Linked DNA regions of Homo sapiens: all the other regions are linked to region 5. A link is a contact called in ENCODE Hi-C data. All regions are on one chromosome and are shown on one strand. The core of a region is the stretch at or near the end of the contact, and the rest is flanking DNA. Distances in the headings are between cores, read along the strand shown.

Region 1 (3,601 bases), core at 662-3,161, 1.3 Mb after region 5:
TATATGCTAAAGTTCTAAACTACAGTACCTGAGAGTGTGACAGTATATAGAGATAGGGTCTTTAAAAAGGTAATTTAGGAAAAATTAGGTCATAGGGGGAGCCCTAATCCAATATGAGTGGTGTACTTATTAAAACATGGAGATTAGGACACATACACACACACACAAAGACCATGCACACACAGTAAACACACAGGGAGAAGACAAGACAAGAAAGGCCTCAGGAGAAATCATCCTACTGACAACTTGACTTGGACTTCTAGCCACCATATTTTTGAGAAAATAAATATCTGTTGTTTAACCCATAGGGTCCACATACTTTGTTACAACAGCTCTAACAAACTAATATAATAATGCATTTCTTTATTTTCTATAAATGTACTTAATACTTACTTCTTGTCCACTTCTTGCCAAGATAGTCAAATATCTATCTCAGCAATTCTTGAGGACCCTCTACTACCAGGGTAATGAAGTATGTGAAGGTCTTAGTAGCACAATGACATAGGGTGGCTCCTGGGTCATTGGCCATCTGTCCAATGTTTACTACCTAGACACTGGAGTCTGTTCCACAGGGTCCCTCCAAATCCAGCCTTCTTCCTGACCGATGCTTCTGTGCACCACACTGAGGATGGAGCAAACTTTGGCGAGCCTGAAACCCACCAACATTCCTCCTGAAGTCTTGCTTCCTCCACACAGCACTGATAGTTAGCAGGGTCCTGCTGTGGCCTTTGAGGAATCCCTACAGTGGTTCTGTGTCCTTGCACTCCTATCTGGAGATATCACAGATCTCCAGATCTAGGAGTAAGGAAACTGGGTGTAAGGAAACTCTTCACTGTGAGTAAAAGTAATCCCTTTTCTTTTATTTCATGTAGGAGGCATTCTCTCTCTCCTCTCTTTCAAGGGCGTCTAGCACAACTTTATCAAAAAGTATAGACTTAGAAAATGAAAACCTAGGTTGGAAGTAAAACTTCAGTTTTTTCAAACTCAAAACATCCTTGAGACCAAGAAGCACAGAGTCTGGCTACCTACTGAATGAAGGATATATGAATGAATGATAGAGACATATCAATTGATATCATTAAAGATACCCTGAAGTGTTACCAGTAGTTTTTTACACAGATCCTTAAAGCCATAAATGCCGTGAATTTTTTTTTTTGACAGTCTATCTCTGTTGCACAGGCTGGAGTGCAGTGGCGTGATCTTGACTCACTGCAACCTCCACCTCCTGGGTTCAAACGATTCTCCTGCCTCAGCCTCCTGAGTATCTGGGACTACAGGCGCCCGCCACCACACCCAGCTAATTTTTTTTGGTATTTTTAATTGAGACGGGGTTTCGCCATATTGTCCAGGCTGGTCTCGAATTCCTGACCTTGTGATCCGCCCACCTCAGCCTCCCAAAGTGCTGAGATTACAGGCATGAGCCACAGCGCCTGGCCTATTTTTATTTTTTTACGTGTTTTCTTCCTCTCTCTTTCTCTTGTCAGCTTATTAACATGCTTATTCATTTGTAAAAGGTGACAGCATACCCAAGCAGAAAAGGCGAGATGTTTCTACCAGCCTGGCTCCTCTTCTCTGGCCTCTATTCTTTTGGCCTAAGAGATAGACAATACATCAAGCAAGGTCCTTATTTGCAAGCAAAATAAGAAATCAATCATGACTGAATAAATGGGAGGATAAAAAAGAGTTTATTTTAAAAACTAATAGGTAGCTCTCTGAATCACCAGGAGAGCGGAACCATCTTGCTCAGAACAATGAATCTTGAACAATGCCCCAATTGAGGCTGCAAAACTGGGCTGATGAGGAAACTACTTCTGCCCCCACAAAACTAGAACACTGAGTGTCCTAGATAATGTTGTCACTGATCTATCAGGAACACAATTGTGCTGTAACCACTTCCTTTATCAGAGAATGAGTCACTTCCCGTGTTTTTTGGTGTCACTAACTTCCTACTCAAAAACTGGTATGAGTGCATCCAATATAGAGAGCCCGAAGTATTTGCCCAAACCCTTGCTTCAAATCAGGCTGAGAACGTATCTGGTATTTTTAGTTTTTATAGTTTATATAGTTAATGTTTCTAAAGTTTAAAGTTTGCTCTTTCTCCCACCAAGATTAATCTCACGTAGAAAGGGGATGCAAATGCTAGGCAGACAAAAAGACTGAAAAAAAAAAAATCTCCACAACAGAAAGACTGACACAAAGCTGAAAGAGAAAACAAGACAGGAAGTTAGGGTACAGTTAGAAATGCCTTTGGTTTCAATTAATAAAATATCTGATTAGGTATTTTTAAAAAGTAATTTAAAAAATAGAGGGAGTCTTTTTTGTTTAGTCACAGAATGCAAAATCTGAAAGTAAGAACTTGTTGCTTTCATTAGCTCAGGAGCTCAACAATGTTAAGATTAAGTCAAAAGTTCACTTGTCCTTTTCCTCTTAATTCCAAAATGACTATTTTTGCTTCAAATCAGGTAAAAGAGAGAGAGGATAAGAAGTGTCAACAGACTTCTCTATACATTTCATGGGCGAGAATCACTGGCAACCAGTCCATAAAAAATGTATCACTGAAGCCACAAGCTAGAGAAATATTCTCCTATATGTGAAGTAACACGATCCTACAAGGTTCTTTTAAAGGATACCAATTAAAACTACTTTCTAACAAATTTGTTGCTCTTTTACTGCGAAAAGTATATGCATCCCAACCTTGAATGATAAATTTTATCAGTAAAAATCTTTATATTTTCAAAAATTTAACCATTAATTGTGTATGGACTCATACTCAATAGAAAATATAAATGAATACACATTATGTCACAAAATTAAAATCATGGAAATCAAGAGAGAGTCACCTCGTTTATAACTGCCTTCCCTATTGAAAGATATATCTGCAGAATGGATGCACCACCTCACCCGCTGTTTTATTTTTCTCTACAATCAGATATAGTTCATAGGTCTTGGCAAGAGCAATCCCATTTACTTTAACTGTTATTAGAGTGTTCATGTTTTCATGCCTTTTCATCTGTTTTCTTTGCTTCTGGAACTCTTTGAAGGCTTACTTTAGATGGCCTTGCTTGGTAACATCTAAAATACCATTTCTAAGATCCTGGTGTTCTCCCCAGTCATTTGGATAATTGCCACTATTGATGCTAGTTTGACTCTGGCATTCTGGACATTCCCTTATCCCATCTTCATATTGCTCTTTATTTATATGGTAGCAAACGGAAGTCCATATCATATGTCTCCATATGAATGGGACATCAGAATTAAATAGACATAAAAATGAAAAGATTCCTGGGAAAAATCACTCAGGATGCTCTGGGTTGGAGTCTATCCAGGCTGTGCTATTTATTATTCAGTTGACTTTGAGCATGTAACTTAATCTCTTGAGTCTCAATTTTATTGTATGTACCTTGCTTCACATAAATATTCTTGTGAGAAATCTTGTGAAGATTTGGAATATAGAATCTCTTTGAAGTCTATAACATTGTATAAAAAGAAAAGCTAACAAAGACTATATATTATTGTCTGATGTACTCTTTCATCCTCCTGAAAAGCATTCAGCAAATTCTGCTTATCCTTACATCCCACATTTCCTGCTCCACTCTCCGCT
Region 2 (3,264 bases), core at 263-2,762, 1.5 Mb before region 5:
CACCTAGCAGGAATGTATACATTGTTGACAAGGAGCATATTACAGGATGACTACAGCACTGTTTTTCCATTCCACTGTTTTTTAATTACCTTAAAGAGAAAAACACTTTCATGAACGACCTTGTTGGCAGACCCTAAACGCAAATACCATTGATCGTGAGGACAAAAAAGGAATTTTTAAAAAATTTTGGCTATGACTATATCAGCACCAAGAAAGTTGAGGCATAAAGAAACTATGACAAAAGGAAAGTGAAAATCTGATAAGAGGGAGTACTCTGGAGACAGAAAACGTAGAACCAGATTAGACCTGCTGACAAAGGTAGCAGGTGAGCAAATGACACTTTGCAACAGCAGAAAAGAATTCTTCAAAGCAATTTTGAATTTTATTTTTAAATTTTATTTATTTATGTATTTTGAGACGGAGTCTCGCTCTGTCACCCAGGCTGGAGTGCAACGGCGCGGTCTTGGCTCACTGCAACCCCTACCTACCGGACTCAAGCGATTCTCCTGCGTCAGCCTCCAGAATAGCTGGGACTACAAGCGCCCGCCACCACGCCCGGCTAATTTTTGTATTTTTAGTAGAGACGGGGTTTCACTATGTTGGCCAGGCTGGTCTCGAACTCCTGACTGTGATCCGCCCGCCTCTGCCTCCCAAAGTGCTGGGATTACAGGCGTGAGCCACCGCGCCCGGCCTCGCTTTTACTCTTATTAGTAAATAATTTTGCTGTAAGATAAGGCTTTCAGAATTGTATTTTCCTCCTCTTTTCCCTCGGAGGAAAAAGCTTATTAGGACAGACTTCATTACAATAACGACCAAAATGGAAATATCTGAAACACTGCTGTAAAGTTTTACTGAACTAGTTAGTGTTTGAAATGGAGGAGATCGTAGAAATCAATGAATCTAAGGCCCTCTTTTGATAGGCTGAGGACACTAAACCCCAGGTTGGGTAAGTAACTTGCCCAAAGCCTCCCAGCGTACTGTAGGAATAGCGCATAGAGCCTGCGGGGAGTGGGGAGAAATGCCAATACTGACAGCCCCATTGGGCGCACGCCTACAGGACGCCTCCCCGACAGGAGGGGGCCAGATTTCCCTTCACAGTCAGGGACTACCCTTCTAGTCACACATGCGCAGTAGGGCTCTTCACTGGCGCACCCTCCCCTCAGACGCAGGCGCAATTCCTTGCCCGCGGGGCGCGGTTACCTCCCTCAGAAGAGCTTCTAGTGGAAGAACGCACATCCTAGAGCTGAGACAGTAACTGTCTAGCCCCGTAGTAGCAGCAGTAGCCTTTAGGGTCCATACGTGGAGAAGCTACAGTAGGTATAGGCGAAAAAGCCCCTCCCTCTAAGCCGCCTATTGCAGAACAAAAACCACGATTACGTCCGGATTGGGAAAAAGCGGACCCGACACCCATTGCGCAGGCACGTTCAGTGTTACGCTTCCGGAAGGAGGGGAGAAGCGGCTTATCCCGCCCCAGCCCGGCCCCTTTCTCACGTCACGTGCCGGGAGAGTCTAGTGTCACGTGAGGCCCCGGTGGCGGCGCAGCTACGGCAAGAGAGTGAGAAGGAAGGGAAGCCGGAAGGGGCGCGAGTGAAGCAAAGCGAGGACAGACAGCTCGCAGAGGGCGAGGGGTGCGTGTGCGTCCGCTTCTCACCTCAGGTCTCCCTTCGGCCCCGCTGCCCTCCCTCGCGGCTGGGTGACAGCTGGGTCCGGTCCGTCGCGGGCTGCCTGGGGTGCGAGGATCGCGCACCCCGTCTTCGCGCGCTGTGCCTGCCGCCCCGCCCCCTCGTCCCGCCCGTCCCGTCGCGTCGCGTCCCGTCCCCTCGGGTGCTGCCAGCCGGGTGCTGATGCGAGTCGGTGGCAGCGAGGACATTTTCTGACTCCCTGGCCCCTGACACGGCTGCACTTTCCATCCCGTCGCGGGGCCGGCCGCTACTCCGGCCCCAGGATGCAGAATGTGATTAATACTGTGAAGGGAAAGGCACTGGAAGTGGCTGAGTACCTGACCCCGGTCCTCAAGGTAAGCCAGGCCAGGGTTGCCGGGAGCTGTCAGGCACATGCTCGACTTTTCAGGGACCAGGCGCCGCAGGAGTCCCCGCTTTCTCCGGCGGGGCAAGGTGTAGGAAGGCAGTAGGGCTCGAGACACAGGGAAGTGTGCAGCCCCCACCCGTAGTCTTAACCGGCTGTTCGTTAGGGCTTTCTGACTCCTCAGGGGTAAACTTGGAGCGACGCTCTGCGTGTTCCTGCCTTCTCCCGTCATAACTCTGCGCGGTCGGGTACGTCGGGTTGGAAGGGTGTTCGGAGGCTGAGTAGATTGAAGAACGTTAAATCCAAACACTGGAAGTCTTTTAGCCTTTTTAAGCAAGGATTTTGCTTCTCTTTAAAAAATGAATTTAGTGTTTGACACACAGAGGTCAAAAGAGACCTGAGGTGAGGTCACTTTTCCTTTAAGTTTCATGAAAGTCCGCTGTAGTGGGGAAGTTGTGACTGCGATCCCAACTCGTTTAGATTTCAGAGGAAGGAGGTGAAATTGGCAACATTATCTCATTCAGTAACCTTGAACCCATCTAACGAGCAAAACCTTTTTCCCAAGCTTTTCAGATAGCCGTAGCTGGTTATTAGTGATAACAAGGCACGGTTTGACCTTCCTGGCTGTATAATTTTTAAAAATATATTGGCAACAGTACAGCATTTTTAAAGTAAAAAATTGTGACACATTAGCTGTTACAGTAGTGACTGATTTTTTTTTTAAAGGTAAATTTCTACAACTGCCTTCAAGCTTTTCTTTTATAACTCTTTTGGAGTGTTTTGTTGTAACTTCATTTTTGCTTTCTGAAAAGTGAGCAAGAATAGTAAATTAATGGGAAGTTCTTGCTTAGTTTTTGTTTTTTTTTTCTAGTTGTTTTTAAGCTTTCAGTTAGAATGTACCAATCTCAGTGTGGGGGTGAAATACCTTAATATGCTAAGAATAGTGGAGAGTTTTGCTTTGCTCCCTTTCCATGACAAAGGGAAGTACTAGGTCTATACTTTTTAAAATACGTTTTTGTAAAGCTCCTTTTAAAAGAATAACTTATTGGCCAAGTAAGAAATAAACCAGCGATTATAAATGAGAATTTCAACTGTTGCTTTGCTTACATTTGTTTACTGTGAAAGTCATTTTAAGATTATTCAGTCAAACTAAGATTGGAAAATAATTTTCACATTTGAATCAAATGCTTTTACATAATTATGTTAACTTTTCAGAATATCATATCTACCTAGGTATAC
Region 3 (3,403 bases), core at 450-2,949, 1.1 Mb after region 5:
TCAATCTTCTTAAAGCACCTTATTTTTCACATAACTCTAATTCATTAATATTTTCACTGAGGTATGTGAATATATACATATGTATTCCCAGAAAACTATTTTTCCAGAGCTAAGGTCTCTCTCTCCCTCTCTCTATCTCTCTCTTCCCCTCCCTCCTTCTCTCTCTCTTCCTCTTGCCCTCTCTCCCTCCTTTCTCCTTTTTTTTTTTTTTTTTTTTTTTGAGACAGAGTTTTGCTCTGTCGCCCAGGCTGGAGTGCAGTGGTGTGATCTCGGCTCACTGCAGCCTCTGCCTCCCGGTTTCCAGCAATTCTCCTGCCTCAGTCTCCTGGGTAGCTTGGATTACAGGCATACACCACCATGCCCGGCTAATTTTTGTATTTTTAGTAGAGACGGAGTTTCACCATGTTGGCCAGGCTGGTCTCAAACTCCTGACCTCAGGTGATCCACCTGCCTCTGCCTCTCAAAAGTTCTGGGATCACAGGCATGAGCCACTGCGCCCGGCCTTCTCTCTCTTTTCTACCTCCTTCCTTACTCTACCTCTCTTCATATTTTCTTTCCTTCTTATTTGAGAGGACAGTTCTGACTACAGAAAGAAAAAGCTTATGTTTGTCCGAAACAAAAGAGAAACGTTATTCTAATTACCTTAAAGTATCAATATTCCTTTACCCTAATCCTGACTGATGAACCGTTAACTATGGGACACAGCATTTCAGACACTCACATCCAAGAGCCTATCTATGAATTTGGGGTAGCGAACAATACAAGGTTTGTAGCATTTTTTTCCTAAATGTATTGGCCAGTTGTTCTCACTGTGCTGGGAATCCTGAGAAGCAGTATTTTGTTTGTTTTGTTGTTGTTGTTGTTGTTTTGTTGTTTTGTTTTTTATTTTTTCTCTGCCAGTGTGCTGACCTGCTGGTAGGTACTGAAGACCAACATTAATTCATAGGAACTGACATTTAGTTCAAGGGCCTTTCAGAGTTCAGAAGCATTTAGAAAAGCATCAGTGAAAGCAACTTACATACCTACCCTTACTGGAGATACAGTCCCCACTAGCTCAGAGGTGCTGAATACCTCCTAGTGAATTGTCTTCCCATGTCATTGATGACTGGTTAACTCAGATTCTCCCTTTGCTTTCCATCTTCCATTCATTTAATCATTAAGGCAGAGTACTGGGCTTTGGGGGTATTTTCTTTTTAATTATAAAACTACTGTCTCCAAAAAAATGATCAAAATACTGAAAATTGAAAATCAATATGATAAACACTCACTAAGCACATACAAAAAAATTATTGTTAATTGCATTTTAGTGCATTTTTCTGGCATTGTTTTGTCTCTTATTTTTCCTTCTTTTAACTTTAATGTTCTCAGAATTTGTAAGCATACATGATTGCATTTTCTCATAGCACTTCTTTTACATAGAATAACATGTGATTAAGAGAAAGAATGGTAGTATTGTGTTTTAGTTCTCAACAGGAGGTATATCAGAATGACTAGGAAGATTTTTCAAAAACATTATTTCTCACACAAAGATATGCTTTGATGGAAAGGGAACAGGGGAAGGGGAGGGCATGATTGGTGCCTGTGCCTTCTAACTGAAATTCCCAAGTGACTCATACCCTGTCTCATAACTCAGGAGTGTGACTAAAAGAAACTCAACCTCTGAATGAGGAAACCTAGGTTTTAGTCAGAGCCCCAGCATTCTTTATGTATTTATTCATTCAACTAATACCAAGTGAGTGTTTTCTCGGGCTGCACTGGGCTAGGCTCTACGCTTCAAGTGTTAAAGAAGACAGACAAGTTCTCTGACCTCCTGGAGCTTAAAGTTTAGTTGATGTGACAAGCATTAAACAGATAACCATCTTAACATTAATTTAATTTCTGAATAACATTTTTTTTACCCAGTGTGCTGTGAAAACCTTAGCTATGTGATCCTAGGGAGTTAACCTAACCTCTATGCCTCAGTTTCAGCATCTGCAAGATGGCATAATTCAGACTTGACAAATGACCTTACTAGACTGATGGTAGAAAGATTTAGAAATAATAGTTGTAAATGTGGTGTGAAAAAATATAATGTGTTAAATAAATATTATGATTGCCATCAGTTAGAAAGATTAAAAAATATATGCACACACAAATAATCCATATCTTCCCTTCTAGTTAACATATATATTCTGGTGACACCATCATCAAAATGAAGGAAGATATGATATATCCAACTAGCTTCAGTGATTTCCTCAGTAGATGTGGAATAAGTTAAAGTAATTGTTAATTGATGACTAGGTACAAACATTTCTGCTTATCTATCACTGTTAACAAACTGCACCAAACTTCAGTGGCTTAATAGAGGTTAAGAATTCAGAAAAGACTCATCTGAGAGATTCTTATCTTCGCAAAAGACTGTAACATCAATTGCAGTCACTCAATGGTATTCAGGTGGCGGCTGGGCTAGTGCGGGTTGCGGGGTGAGCAGAGGAAGGGAATGCGTAAGCCGGGCAGCTTGCAAGGAGAGCTGGACGACCAGACTCAGTGGGCCCTTTTCCCCTCCACATAGCCACAGGCGCTCTTTATGTGGTCACCATGTTTTGCTTCTCACATGGAAGATCAGGGCTCCTAGAGTGAGAGTCCCAAGAAACTGAAAGTAGCAATTGCCGATATATTAAAGCCTGGGCCTGGAAATAAGCATGTTTCCCTTCCACTGTATTATACCAAAGCAAATACAAAGTCCACCCAAATTCAAGGGAAGGAAAAATCAATCTCATTTCTCTATGGGAGGAAGGTCAAATAATTTTCAGGCATCTTTAATCTGCTATGCAAATACTGGTAAACATCAACTCTTGCTTAATTCTTTTCTCCACTGGCCTCAGCCCCCATTCATCCATCTTTGTTTCCACAACATGTACAGTGTCAAGTAAACTCCTCATTTTATATAAGATTTATAACAAAGAGAGGAAACGGGGGAAAAATTATTCCCTGCAGGCCCCTTAAAGACGTGACTGAAGAGAGAAACTTGCAACAACTCCCTAAACCAACCAGCGTAAGTACATTCAACCCACAAGCTTGGGGAAGGAGTAAGAGCGTCACTTGCATTGAACTTCTCTTTCCTCTATTGGGAACAAAATATTATTTTGTTTTTCATCTGATAATTTATTAACAAAGAGAAAAACAAAAAATAAAGCCCTAAGTGCCTCCTCTCTGATGTTCAGATCCTGACAGTTAAATAGATTTCTAACAGTGTGCTTGTAATGATCAAATGGCAAGTGAACTTAGAGGTCTTAAGGAGTTAATTATGATAGAATTTAAACTGTAGTATATTTTTACTTTCTATATAAGATGTACCTAAAATTATACTTTACCCTAAAGGAAAAAAACGTGGCATAAAAAAAAGAGCATTTGGAGTCAGATA
Region 4 (3,262 bases), core at 388-2,887, 1.0 Mb before region 5:
ACAGAATACTGATAACCCTGCATGGATTTGGCTTGTTCTACCCACCACCTGTTTTCAACAAGGCATTCCCAGGCCTCACAGAAGGCCGAGTAGGCACACATTACCACTACGGGACAGGCTTGCCTCTGGGACACACTTCTTAGTGGCAAAACTGTCACCAGATTTCTGGATTCAGCCCCAAGCTAGGGAGTCTTTAGGGTGTGCGGGTCCATCTAATCTGAGGCAAGTATTTCCAACTCCCATTCCTGGACACCGCCCTGGAGGACTCATACAGCCAGTTCACAGTTGTGGCCACTTGCACTGGTGACCAGACTATCTTTGTTCAACCTTCATTCTTCTGTGGCATTCATATTTTATTCAGAAATAAGTTTCCAAATTACTCTCCAGAGTACCTATAAAAGCAGACTTTGCAATAGTTCCAGGAATCAATGTAGAACAAAAGCAATGCTTTCAACTTTTGAATTTCCTGCTTATCCCTAAAATCAACAGCTGGGCAGCCAAAAAGTTGGGGGTGGAGGAGTGGGGCCTAGAAAGATCAGGTCGGGGCTCTATATGGGGAGTTCTGTGCACCCAGAAAACCTCAAGCCAATCTTAGGAGTTAATCAGAAGGTGGATGGCTGGGAAGTCAAAGCTCTGATGTTTTACAAGTCTTTGATGAGAGTGAATAATGTTCCCATCATTGCTAGGGATGAATCAGAAAAGAGCTTGGCCTAAAAATAGCCAGGGACTTCCTTAGGGATTGAGAGGAGGTAAAAGCAAGGTGGGCGAAGTCTCAACCTTCGAGACAAGAACTTTGAAATTATTTTCTTTCAATTGAGCAGGGCAAGTTCACCTCCCCCGCGCCGACCCCCTAACCCGCCCGCCCCATCTCTACGCCAGCCCTACCCCTTCTCCCCTTCTGACCGCTTTCTCTCCTCTGTGCTCTCCCCTATCTCTCTTCCGGCAGAATCCAATGGCCAGGCTGGGAGAAGGCAGAAAGTGCTTGGCGGATGGTAGGCATGGAAGAAGGCTGGGGGCTGCGGCGAGGTGGGTGGAGGGGAGGGAGAGAAGTGGCAAGGCAGTGAAGGTAAGAGGAGGACAGAAGAGATTCTGAGAGAAGGAGGATACTCAATTTGTCATTCTCATTCTCCCTACTGGAAAAAAGAAAAACTGAATTAAAAGTTACATAACTTTAAAAAACTACTTCCATCTCCGGAATACCTCTCTGAAGACAGCAGCGGCCACACCTCACCACTAGGATTCCTAAAGCGCCTCGGGGGTCAGAGGGGTTGGAGGACCCCAGGGGCTGGGGAGGGGACTGCTCGGGCCGAAAGGTGTCGCGGTGACTCGGCTCCATTCAGAGCACTCGAGCGCGCCCCACCCTCGCTCGGCGCCGTCGACGCCCCGCCTGACTGGAAACCCGAAACTCGCGGGTGCCAGGCCCGGGTCCTACTACTGTCCCGCCGCCGGCAAGTTAGGGCCAGCGCCAAGGGGACCTTACCTCGGCCGGGGGGACCTCCTCGTCCAAAGAAGGGAAGACCTTGTCGGCACCATTGAGAGGCGTGTTCTCTTCTGGCTGCCGCTCGAGCACCGAGAGCTCCAGCTCGTCTACTGGCTGTGAGGGTTGGGCCAGGTCCATGTGCCGGCAGGGAAAGTCTGAGCGGCTCCGCGGGAGGCCACAGCGCCGGCGAGTCGAGCGACCTCCCCGCCTCACACTCCACCCACTGGGCGGGGCGTCGCGGACCTCGGGCGGCGGGAGCGGACCGGAGCGGACAGGAGGGGCAACTGTGAGTGGCGGCCACTCCCTGGATCCCGCGGGGTAGAGCACCTGAGGCCGTGCCGGAGTGGGCTCCAGAGCCGAAGGCTGTTTTTCTGATTTGTTCAGGGCGCTGCCTGCTATGCCTTTCCCCGCGCCTGCAGATGCAGACCATCTCCGTTTAGGGGCTGCCTGGGTGCCGGGCTGTGGTAAGGAAAGGGTGGGCCCGGCAGCACCGTCCAACGGAGAAAAGTTTGCGATCTAACCCTACGAACTGTTGGTTGTTGGGGTTTGCCACAGTCCTCGCGGCCTAGCAAAAGTGCATTCATTCAATCAACAAATAACCATGCCTCGTGCCAGCATGGTGCTAGGTTCTGAGTGCATGAAGGTGAATAATATACACCAACACACTTCCTCGCAAGTCCAGAGTCAGGCACAGAGACAGTATTGTGTGGTGCTGGGGACAGCGGACTCTAAAACCAGTGTACCTGGGTTATTCTCCACCCAGAGGGTTCCTCACTGTGAGACCTCGGTCTTCATCTCTCTGTGCCAACGTCCTCATCTGGAAAGTTGGTGTAATATTTGTACCCTCCTAAATGTAGTTGTTACCAGGATTACAAGGGTTGTTGTAAGCAAAGCACTCAGAACAGTGATTGACACAGCAAGCACTCATAAATGACCATTATTATTTATCTTTGAGAGGAGGGGCCTTACACACACACACACACACACACACACACAATGCACGCGCACACACAATCTCCTTGACACCCTATCTGTAGTTCAGAACTTCCGGTTTAGTTAGCATGGAATTATGTTTGTTAAGCACAGCATGGGTTGGGCCAAGGGCCTCAACTCTCAAGCTTCTGTTCCGAATAGTCTTGCTCCTTACTTCTCACCCTCCACGCAACACACACACACACACACACACACACACACACATTAAGACCAGACCATTAACAAGAAGCATATAAATCAGCTCCACTCCAAATATGTTGACTTGAGTCCAAAAGTCTGGCATCTTCAGTACCTGATGTTGAGACACAGCCTAGATATCCTGTCTCCAGCAGTCTGATGCCTGCTACCAGATCCCCTGAACTTTGGATCCATCTGCCTGCTAAGGGGAGTCTGCAGTGACTCATCTGCTGACCTGCACTGACTTCTGCTCCAACAGGTGGATCTTGCAAGAATCAGGCTGCATTCTCAGCTGGGATTTTTGAACAGGTTTTTTAACCAAGGAGCAAGGGTTAAGGGAATCAACAAGGCATGGTGACGTACCCAGGGACTAGCAATAGCGAGAAGCTGTTAACACTCCTAGGCCTAAAAGGGACTGGAGACTGATAAAGAACTAGAGCCATTGAAGGGTGTGGGAATTTGCAGGGAGGTCTTGATAGGATCTGTAGTCACGAAAACATGCAGACCTGACTGGAAGCACTGACACCTCTCAAACTTCTGATTCTCCCCACCCCCATCCTTACCCAGGGTCCAGAAAACTTTTCTCATAGTTCCCTTATTTGATTGCAGAAG
Region 5 (3,409 bases), core at 605-3,104:
CTCACTCAACTGTAAGCAACATCCCCAATTCTCCTTCATGGAATAGAACAGCACACAAATTCAATCTAGACTCTGGCATCAATTTAAAAAGGTATAGCATTAAGAACTTTGTCTTGGAACCAAGTATCTGCGGAGTCGGCATACAGAAACAGCGTACAATTAATAACATTCCATTTACCATACTATACTCTGTGTAAATCAGATTTCATTACAGTGCTGGAAACGTGGTGGTAAACTGTCAGTGGAAATTCTCAGCCCAGAAGAGACACTCAATCCCATCATGCAAACTTTGCTTCCCTCATAACCAACTACCCTGACTCACCTACCATGTAACAGGATTCTCCTCCTTCTAAATCACACTATTCAAGAAATGTGCACACATCTCTCCTTTTAATAAATACTAGTAAAACTTCAGTTTACGGTTTTATGAAATACTGAAAACCAATCTTTGACCAAGCTTAAGTTCTGCCCCTCTACTTTTCTTACCAAGAGCCCTCAAATAAATAACTACTCGCAGTGTTCTGATACTCCTCCTCCCACCAAAGACTGGTGTCCTTATTTTCCCAAATCGCTGCCTCCCATTAATTACCACTTAAGTCCATTTCTCTTGCATGAGGCAGACTTTTTTTTTTTTTTTTTTTTTAGCACAGTCCTTAATAAGCAGGCTTCTAGTCTGGCATACCTGGGAAGAAAACTCAGAGACTAACTCCCAAATATGACAGGAAAACAGTAACATAACACGAGGGTCAAGAGATGGGAAACAGGCGCGTGACTGTTTTGGTTAGAACAGCCGGGGCACACAGTCCATGAAATCAGGTATTTAACACGTAAATCTTGTTCCTGCGGTTTGGTAAAATAAGCACGGGCAGTGTGAGAGACGTCCCACAAGCTGGAGGGCAGGGACGAGGGTCAATCTAGAGAGCTCCAGAAGCTGTCAGGGCAGAGCCGGGGGAGTGGGCACAAGACAGAAGAAAACTAGCTGTAGGGGATTCTGCGGCTGGGTGGGCTAAAATGGTGCCTTCTCCAGGGTGGAAGGCCATGAGAAGTGGACCCGGAGGCTTCATTCCATCGGGCTCCGGTCCCTAGGGTTTCTGGGCTCACAGCTCAAGTTTCACCGGGAAAAAAAGCGGCAAACGTGCATCCCGGCACCTTAACCTACGAGGGTTCCCAGAGAATGAGCGAGGAAGTAACGGTCCCCGGAGCAAACCCGGAGTTCGGCGCACGAAGCACCATCGCCAACCCTCGGCCATCCGCACGGCGACCCGCGCGGCCGCGGGGGAGGGCAGCGGGCCGCCGGCTCAGCATTCGCTGGCCTGGCCCTTCCAGGGCCTCGCCCCGGGCGCGGCGAAAAGTTTCCAGCCAAAGTCCTCGGCACTCGCTCGCACAACCAACCGCCTCGCTGCTCCAGAGAACGGCTGGCAGAGCCGGCCGCGGCGCCCGCACCCTCAGTGGCGGCTCCCTCAGCCCACGCCGGCCGCCGAGGTTCACCTACCACAGAGCCTGGAGAAGAGCAGCAGCGGGAAGAGCAGCAGCAGCAGCGGAGGTGGCGTCGGGGGCTGCAGCAGGAGCCCGGCTCCGAGGAGAGAAGCGGAGGAAAGTTGTGCTTTGCCGCCTCCAGGACACAGCGGGGACGGCCGCAGGGTCCGCGCCATCCCCCACCCTCCCCCCGGCCCGCTCGCCCGCCCGCCCCCCGGCTCCCCCGGCCCCGGCGCCTCAGGCTCTGGGCGGAGGCTGTGGAAGGTCCGGCGCGCGCGTCCCCAGCTCCCAGCTCTAGCGCCGTCGCTGCCGGCTGACACTTGGCCGAACGCTGGCGGCTGCCTCGACACCGCCGTCGCCGACGCCACTGCCGAGGCTGAAGCGGGAGCCGCCCGCCGCCGCCGCCACTCCCCTCCCCTCGGCACCCGCCCGCGTCGAACTCCTGGGAACTCGGAACGCACCACCCCGCCCCACGCAAGAGGGGGAAAAGAAACCGACTCTCAGAGCGGGCGCCCGACTCGCCCGCCCTCCCCGCGCAACTCCACCTCCCGTCTGATCCCCGGGCGCAAGCCCTGTCTCCTCCCACCCCGCCCTCCTACACATGCTCCTCCCCTTTCAAAAAAAAATATTCTTTTCATCCACTTTGATAACGGGGTTTCTCCCACAGCAGAGATTTAAAAGGGACAGGAAAATCTGGAATAGGTTAGTCGGCCCCGCCCCTCGTTCCTGCCTGGTTTCCCCCCTTCCCTGCCTTTCCAATGGTCTCGCCCACTCCACCCCTCGCGGGTCCACGGGGGCCCCGGCGCCGACTGAGGCGAGGGCTGCGGGACAATCACGCTCGGCCTTCTCCTCTCCCGGGCGGCGCTCTCCCTGTGGCGGGGACCTGGGACGAGGGGGTGGGGTGGGGAGGGGAAGGCAGGAGGGGGCTGCCCTTCCGTTGCCCATGCTAAAGGTTCCTGTGTAGGAAGCTGGACGCAGCCTGCTGGACTAGTAATCTTCCTCCTCGCTGGGGCGCGGGGCACTGAAGGGAGGGAGAGACTTTCTCCTCCTTCCTGTTCCCCGGGACAGCTGTGCTCTCCGAATCCTTCCCTTCTTCCCAGCCCACTTATTCCCCGCTCGCCAAGGCACGTTTGCACAGGCATTTTTCCTGCTCTTTTTTCTGGGAGGGCAGCTTGGTAGAATGGTCGGCGGAGCTGGGCGAGGAGAGGGGTCTTCAGAAGGTTTGCTTTCTTGCTCTTGCTTCTCACTGGCCGCTGGGCTGTCCACTTTCCGCGCCGGGCGACTGGCAACAGGAGGCCATGGATTTCCCCCAACGAGTGCGTTGGTGTTTTTCTTTGGTTTTGTTTCCTTTGCATGTTCGTATGTGTAGTTTTATTTTCTTGCCTGTTTTCGTTTGATGGCAGAGAGGCGACCTCGGGAAGTATTAAACATTTGCCCGTATAAGAAGAGCGTCTGTGGTCCACCATGACCCTCGCTCATCCCAGGTGGCTCTCCGCCCTGCCCTCTCCATCCTCCCGCCTCGCACAGTACCGGCAGCTTGACCTTGGAGCCACTGCCACATTGGTTCCGCGGGGGGAGTAGGAGGGTGGACAATTTGGACTGTCCAGCGTAGGGGGTGAATTGAAGGCAGAGGACACCAGTCCTCAGGCCTGACACTATTAATTTTATGTAGGTCCTGTCATCTCCACGAGATAGCCATAAATGTGTTCCAGTAACAGGAAAGCTGAACAAGGATCAGCCGCCCAGAAGTTAGCCTGTCGCAGCTAAACTAATGCATGCTTGCGGCCAAGACCACGCTGTCCTCGGCTTTCAGTCAATAGGGTCTTCCCACCTTCCGCCCGCTGGATTACAAGGCTTTACTAACCTCCAAGGCTACAAGCCATTCTACACCCTGCCCACCTCTTTTTTCTTTCTTAACTTCTGCCTCCCTTCC
Region 6 (3,697 bases), core at 499-2,998, 1.4 Mb after region 5:
GGGTTTCTCCATGTTGGTCAGGCTGGTCTCGAACTCCCAACCTCAGGTGATCTGCCCACCTCGGCCTCCCAAAGTGCTGGCCTCCCAAAGGCGTGAGCCACCGCGCCCAGCCAGAAATCACTAGATTTATTTTTAAATGAAAACAAACTACAAATTGCTATGAAATAATTTAAAATTGCTGTCATCTGAAGTCATTGGGCTTAATCTTTTTATTCCTGGTTTAATTATGAAAAATGACTCATTATCATTTACCATACTGGGTTAGAATTACCTTGTACCTCTATAAGGACACTGGTTTTTTAACCATTTCCCAGAGAACATCTGTACAGTTCTCAAAATATTATTGTAACAACATTAAGAGCATAATTAATAGAAGACCTCTCACTTGTTTGCAAAGCCAAGCAGACAAGTAAGAACAGTAAGAGCAATAAGTTATACAGAAGGCTTGGCACCTTTTTGCAGTTGACTAGTAAGTGAGTCCCTTCCCTACTTTATTTGTAGTTTATAACAAGCCTTGAGAGATTTTTAAAATATTGATTATCTAAATACATAAACTAACTACGTTAATAAAGAAAATATCTGGTAGAAGATATGTTGAAAATAGTTATCAATGTTGCTTAAGGTTTCTATTTGAAATGTCAATTTTTAAGAAAAGGAAGATAAAAAATAAAAGTGTGATGCTAAAAAATTAACAACTGCATAGCAGTGCACAATACACAAAGTAAATTTCAGATCCAAATAGATTATTATCATCCCATGCTCATAAATTACAATTGTGCATAGCATAGGCTAAGCGAGCTCAAAGTTACAATAAATCATGGATCTGGGAGTTGCTACCTGTTCCTTTATCCCAGAATGATGGTGTACATAATAACGGTTATATCGATAATAATCATTTAAATCTATTGGTTTAGAAAACTGCAAAGTCCAGGAGTATATTTGGCTTTAAGCATAGCTTCAGTCATGGCATGAAGCTCAAGTGATGTCATCAGTGTCTGTTTCTCTCCATCACTTGGAGGTACTGATCAAATGATGGCCAGGAGTCCACCATCCATTGGTGTCACTGTGCCCACTGGATCCCAGAATACAACGTGAATTATTCTTTCTGGAATTGGACAAACGATACTCTTGATAGTCTAAGTACAGCTGTAGGGCTGGAAGAACCTTGTACTGAAGGATGCCACATAGCTCACAATTCCCCTGGGCTTATTTATGAAAGAGGAATAATTATAAACATCATGTCTAAGTAAGCATTACTGAAAGCTAAAATCTTCTCTGATTTCACCAAATGATCTGTACAAGAATGTTCATAGCAGCTTTACTAACTGTATCTCTGTATTAGTCCATTCTCACACTGCTATAAAGGACTTCCCTAAGACTAGGTAATCTATAAAGAAAAGAGGTTTAATTGACTCACAGTTCTGCACATCTGGAGAGCCTCAGGAAACTTACAATTATGGCAGAAGTGTAACAGTCTTTCGTTGTCTTAGATAATGCCCAGAGGAGCACAGACACAAAGGTGAGGTTGGAACAAAAGTTTACAGCTGAAAGAAGAAAGCTCTCTTCCAGAAGAGGGGGTCCCAAATAGGAAGACCCACTATGAGTCTGGGGTCCAGGGTTTTTATGGTCTGGGAAGGGGAAGGAATGAGCTTAATCAGTGAGCTGTCTTAGTGAATGTATGACTCAGCTTGGCCTGGTACCAACCAGGAGCTGAAATGATGATTCATAGAGGCTGCTCAGCTTGGCCCAGGACCTGTTAGAAGCTGAAGTGAAAGCCTGGCCCGGGACCAATCAGAGGCTGAAGTGATGAGTCACAGGAGCTGGACTTATAGTCCTAATAAAGGAAAGTAGAGTGCCCACTGGAACCCCCCAGAGTCCACCATGCCCATGCCCACAAAAGGAGAAGAAACTTTTCCTGGGAGCCCACTGACTATACACAGGACAAAGGCATTTCTATGCCAGGCCTTGTTCCCTTGTCTGAGTGAGCTGGAGGTTTGTGCAAGTTTTCAGCCAAATGGGCCGGAGGTTTTTTCTATCTGTGCAGCTGTGGGCATGTCTCCAGGCACAACACCCTGTGCTAGTTCCCTTATCGGTGCCTGCAGCTTGAATTTTTTCCCAGGCTGCTTTTTATGTTATGTGGGGATGAGGAACTGACCCATGGGCCGGGGGCTCTCCAGGACCCTTTCCTTGTTATCTACCTAAGGCAAGCTAACTAACTCCTTTCAGTGGGAGAAGCAGGCACATCTTACATGGTGGCAGGCAAGAGAGGGGGATGAAGGAAGAACTTCCAAACACTTATAAAACCATCAGATCTTATGAGAACTCATTCACTAGTATGAGAACAGCATGGGCGAAACTGCCCCCATGATCCAATCACCTCCCTCCCTCAACACATGGGGATTACAGGTCCCTCCTGTGACACTTGGGAACTACAATTTGAGATGAGATTTGGGTGGGGACACAGAGCCAAATCATATCACTCTCCCAACTAGAAACAACTGAAATACTCGTCAGTAGGAGAATGGATACATAAACTGTGAAAATTCATACAATGGAATACAGATGGTTCCTGACTTAACAATGGTTTGGCTGACTTATGATTTTTGAACTTTAAGGTGGTATGGAAACCATACTTTAAGTACCCATACAACCATTCTGCTTTTCACTTTCAGTACAGTGTCCAATAAATTACATGAGATAGTCAACACTTTATTATCAAGTAGTGTTAGATTTTTGAGCCCAAGTATAGGCTAATGTAAGTTCTCTGAACACGTCTAAGGAAGTGAGCCTAAGCTATGATGTTCAGTAGGTTACGTATATTAAATGCATTTTGACTAACTATATTGTCAACTTACAACAGGTTTATCAGGACATACCCCATCATAAGTCAAGGAGCATCTATACTACATCAGAGGAAAAAAAGAACAAATGGATACTACCTGCAATCATATGGCTCAAACTTTCAGACTTTATGTTAAGTAAATGAAGCCAGGTTAAAAAGAGTACATACTCTATAATTCCATTTATATGAAGTTCAAAAACAGGCAAAACTAATTGATTATAACAAAATCTAGAGTCTTAGTTTCCTTGAAGTCACTGGGTTTTGACTGAGGAGGGGCATGAAGGAAATTTCTGGCTGTTGGAAATGTTACATCTCAATCTAAGTGGTAGTTATTTGGATATGAGTGTAAAAGTTCCTTGAGCTGACACTTAAGAATAGTGTGCTTTACTCACTTTATTATGCATATGCTAAAAGTCAATATTAAAATTTGGTTTAAAATCTGCTCTGAATCATTTGACCATGAACACATTGGCTAATATGCCACATCATAAAATACCACAGTGAAACATCACAGTGATACATCTAAATATGCCACCATCCTGACACTCTTCTTAAACTTATTCATCCTGGATATGCAGTGACCTTTATGTTTTTAAGGTGATATATTTTAAAAGAACATGAATTTTGAATTGTTTACTCAGTTTCAGTAACAGATATGCTCAGACTTGTCTGTGTTCTGAGATTTAGCTGCTGTTATCAGCAACATGTATTTACCAACAAACCAGGTGCAGAGATGCAATAACATGTACAGTATATGCCCACTAGTAATCATATCAGCCAGCAATAATGTAACCTGATGCAACAAATAGATTATTTCAAGTGGGGTAAAATTGAATTTTTATAAATGGAAGCCTA

Evidence for each region. Hi-C counts contacts between places; a loop is a spot of excess contacts on that map. Pooled maps may share reads with other maps.
Region 1: a loop to region 5 is called in a map of HCT116, with 2.7 times the contacts of the local background. The contact joins the enhancer-like site here to the promoter of NECTIN3 in region 5. A Hi-C loop is called at or near these places in 6 of 168 maps with a recorded cell type or tissue (CD4-positive, alpha-beta memory T cell, Calu3, HCT116 and 3 more) and 10 of 50 pooled maps.
Region 2: a loop to region 5 is called in a map of CD4-positive, alpha-beta T cell, with 14 times the contacts of the local background. The contact joins the promoter of ATG3 here to the promoter of NECTIN3 in region 5. A Hi-C loop is called at or near these places in 4 of 168 maps with a recorded cell type or tissue (CD4-positive, alpha-beta T cell, CD4-positive, alpha-beta memory T cell, CD8-positive, alpha-beta T cell and 1 more) and 9 of 50 pooled maps.
Region 3: a loop to region 5 is called in a map of HCT116, with 10 times the contacts of the local background. The contact joins the enhancer-like site here to the promoter of NECTIN3 in region 5. A Hi-C loop is called at or near these places in 6 of 168 maps with a recorded cell type or tissue (Calu3, HCT116, IMR-90 and 3 more) and 5 of 50 pooled maps.
Region 4: a map of naive thymus-derived CD4-positive, alpha-beta T cell shows a loop between it and region 5 (5-fold over the local background). The contact joins the promoter of C3orf52 here to the promoter of NECTIN3 in region 5. A Hi-C loop is called at or near these places in 3 of 168 maps with a recorded cell type or tissue (PC-9 and naive thymus-derived CD4-positive, alpha-beta T cell) and 8 of 50 pooled maps.
Region 6: a loop to region 5 is called in a map of ascending aorta, with 7 times the contacts of the local background. The contact joins the enhancer-like site here to the promoter of NECTIN3 in region 5. A Hi-C loop is called at or near these places in 3 of 168 maps with a recorded cell type or tissue (aorta, ascending aorta and chondrocyte) and 7 of 50 pooled maps.

What each region holds. Positions count from the first base shown.
Region 1 is chr3:109,805,406-109,809,006 of GRCh38, reverse strand. The region is part of intron 2 of LOC124906267 (a long non-coding RNA gene); the gene reads right to left. Among named protein-coding and RNA genes, the nearest start is that of MIR4445, 200 kb to the right of the region's middle. RefSeq lists an enhancer at 1,007-2,206. Within about 2 kb of position 1,911, at least 5 of the 41 ENCODE cell types and tissues checked have a DNase peak (open chromatin) inside an H3K27ac peak, as active enhancers do; they include HCT116, where a contact is called at or near this core.
Region 2 is chr3:112,560,210-112,563,473 of GRCh38, reverse strand. ATG3 (autophagy related 3) reads left to right here and starts at 1,512. Exons shown (of 12, transcript NM_022488.5): 1 at 1,512-2,017. The coding sequence starts at 1,946. SLC35A5 (solute carrier family 35 member A5) reads right to left here and starts at 1,429. Exons shown (of 7, transcript NM_017945.5): 1 at 1,201-1,429; 2 at 1-89. The coding sequence starts at 70. RefSeq lists enhancers at 1,131-1,940, 1,941-2,750.
Region 3 is chr3:109,925,612-109,929,014 of GRCh38, reverse strand. No RefSeq gene overlaps it. Among named protein-coding and RNA genes, the nearest start is that of MIR4445, 320 kb to the right of the region's middle. RefSeq lists an enhancer at 1,281-2,480. Within about 2 kb of position 1,699, at least 4 of the 41 ENCODE cell types and tissues checked have a DNase peak (open chromatin) inside an H3K27ac peak, as active enhancers do; they include HCT116 and PC-9, where a contact is called at or near this core.
Region 4 is chr3:112,084,764-112,088,025 of GRCh38, reverse strand. C3orf52 (chromosome 3 open reading frame 52) reads right to left here and starts at 1,637. Exons shown (of 6, transcript NM_024616.3): 1 at 1,481-1,637. The coding sequence starts at 1,618. RefSeq lists silencers at 1,723-1,772, 1,793-1,842, 1,893-1,942 and an enhancer at 1,459-1,975.
Region 5 is chr3:111,070,261-111,073,669 of GRCh38, reverse strand. NECTIN3 (nectin cell adhesion molecule 3) reads right to left here and starts at 1,854. Exons shown (of 6, transcript NM_015480.3): 1 at 1,493-1,854. The coding sequence starts at 1,652. It overlaps LOC151760 (putative uncharacterized protein LOC151760), which reads left to right and starts at 1,904. Exons shown (of 4, transcript XR_007096272.1): 1 at 1,904-2,178. RefSeq lists a silencer at 2,027-2,126.
Region 6 is chr3:109,683,607-109,687,303 of GRCh38, reverse strand. All of the region lies in intron 2 of LOC124906267 (a long non-coding RNA gene), which reads right to left. Among named protein-coding and RNA genes, the nearest start is that of MIR4445, 83 kb to the right of the region's middle. Within about 2 kb of position 1,748, at least 9 of the 41 ENCODE cell types and tissues checked have a DNase peak (open chromatin) inside an H3K27ac peak, as active enhancers do.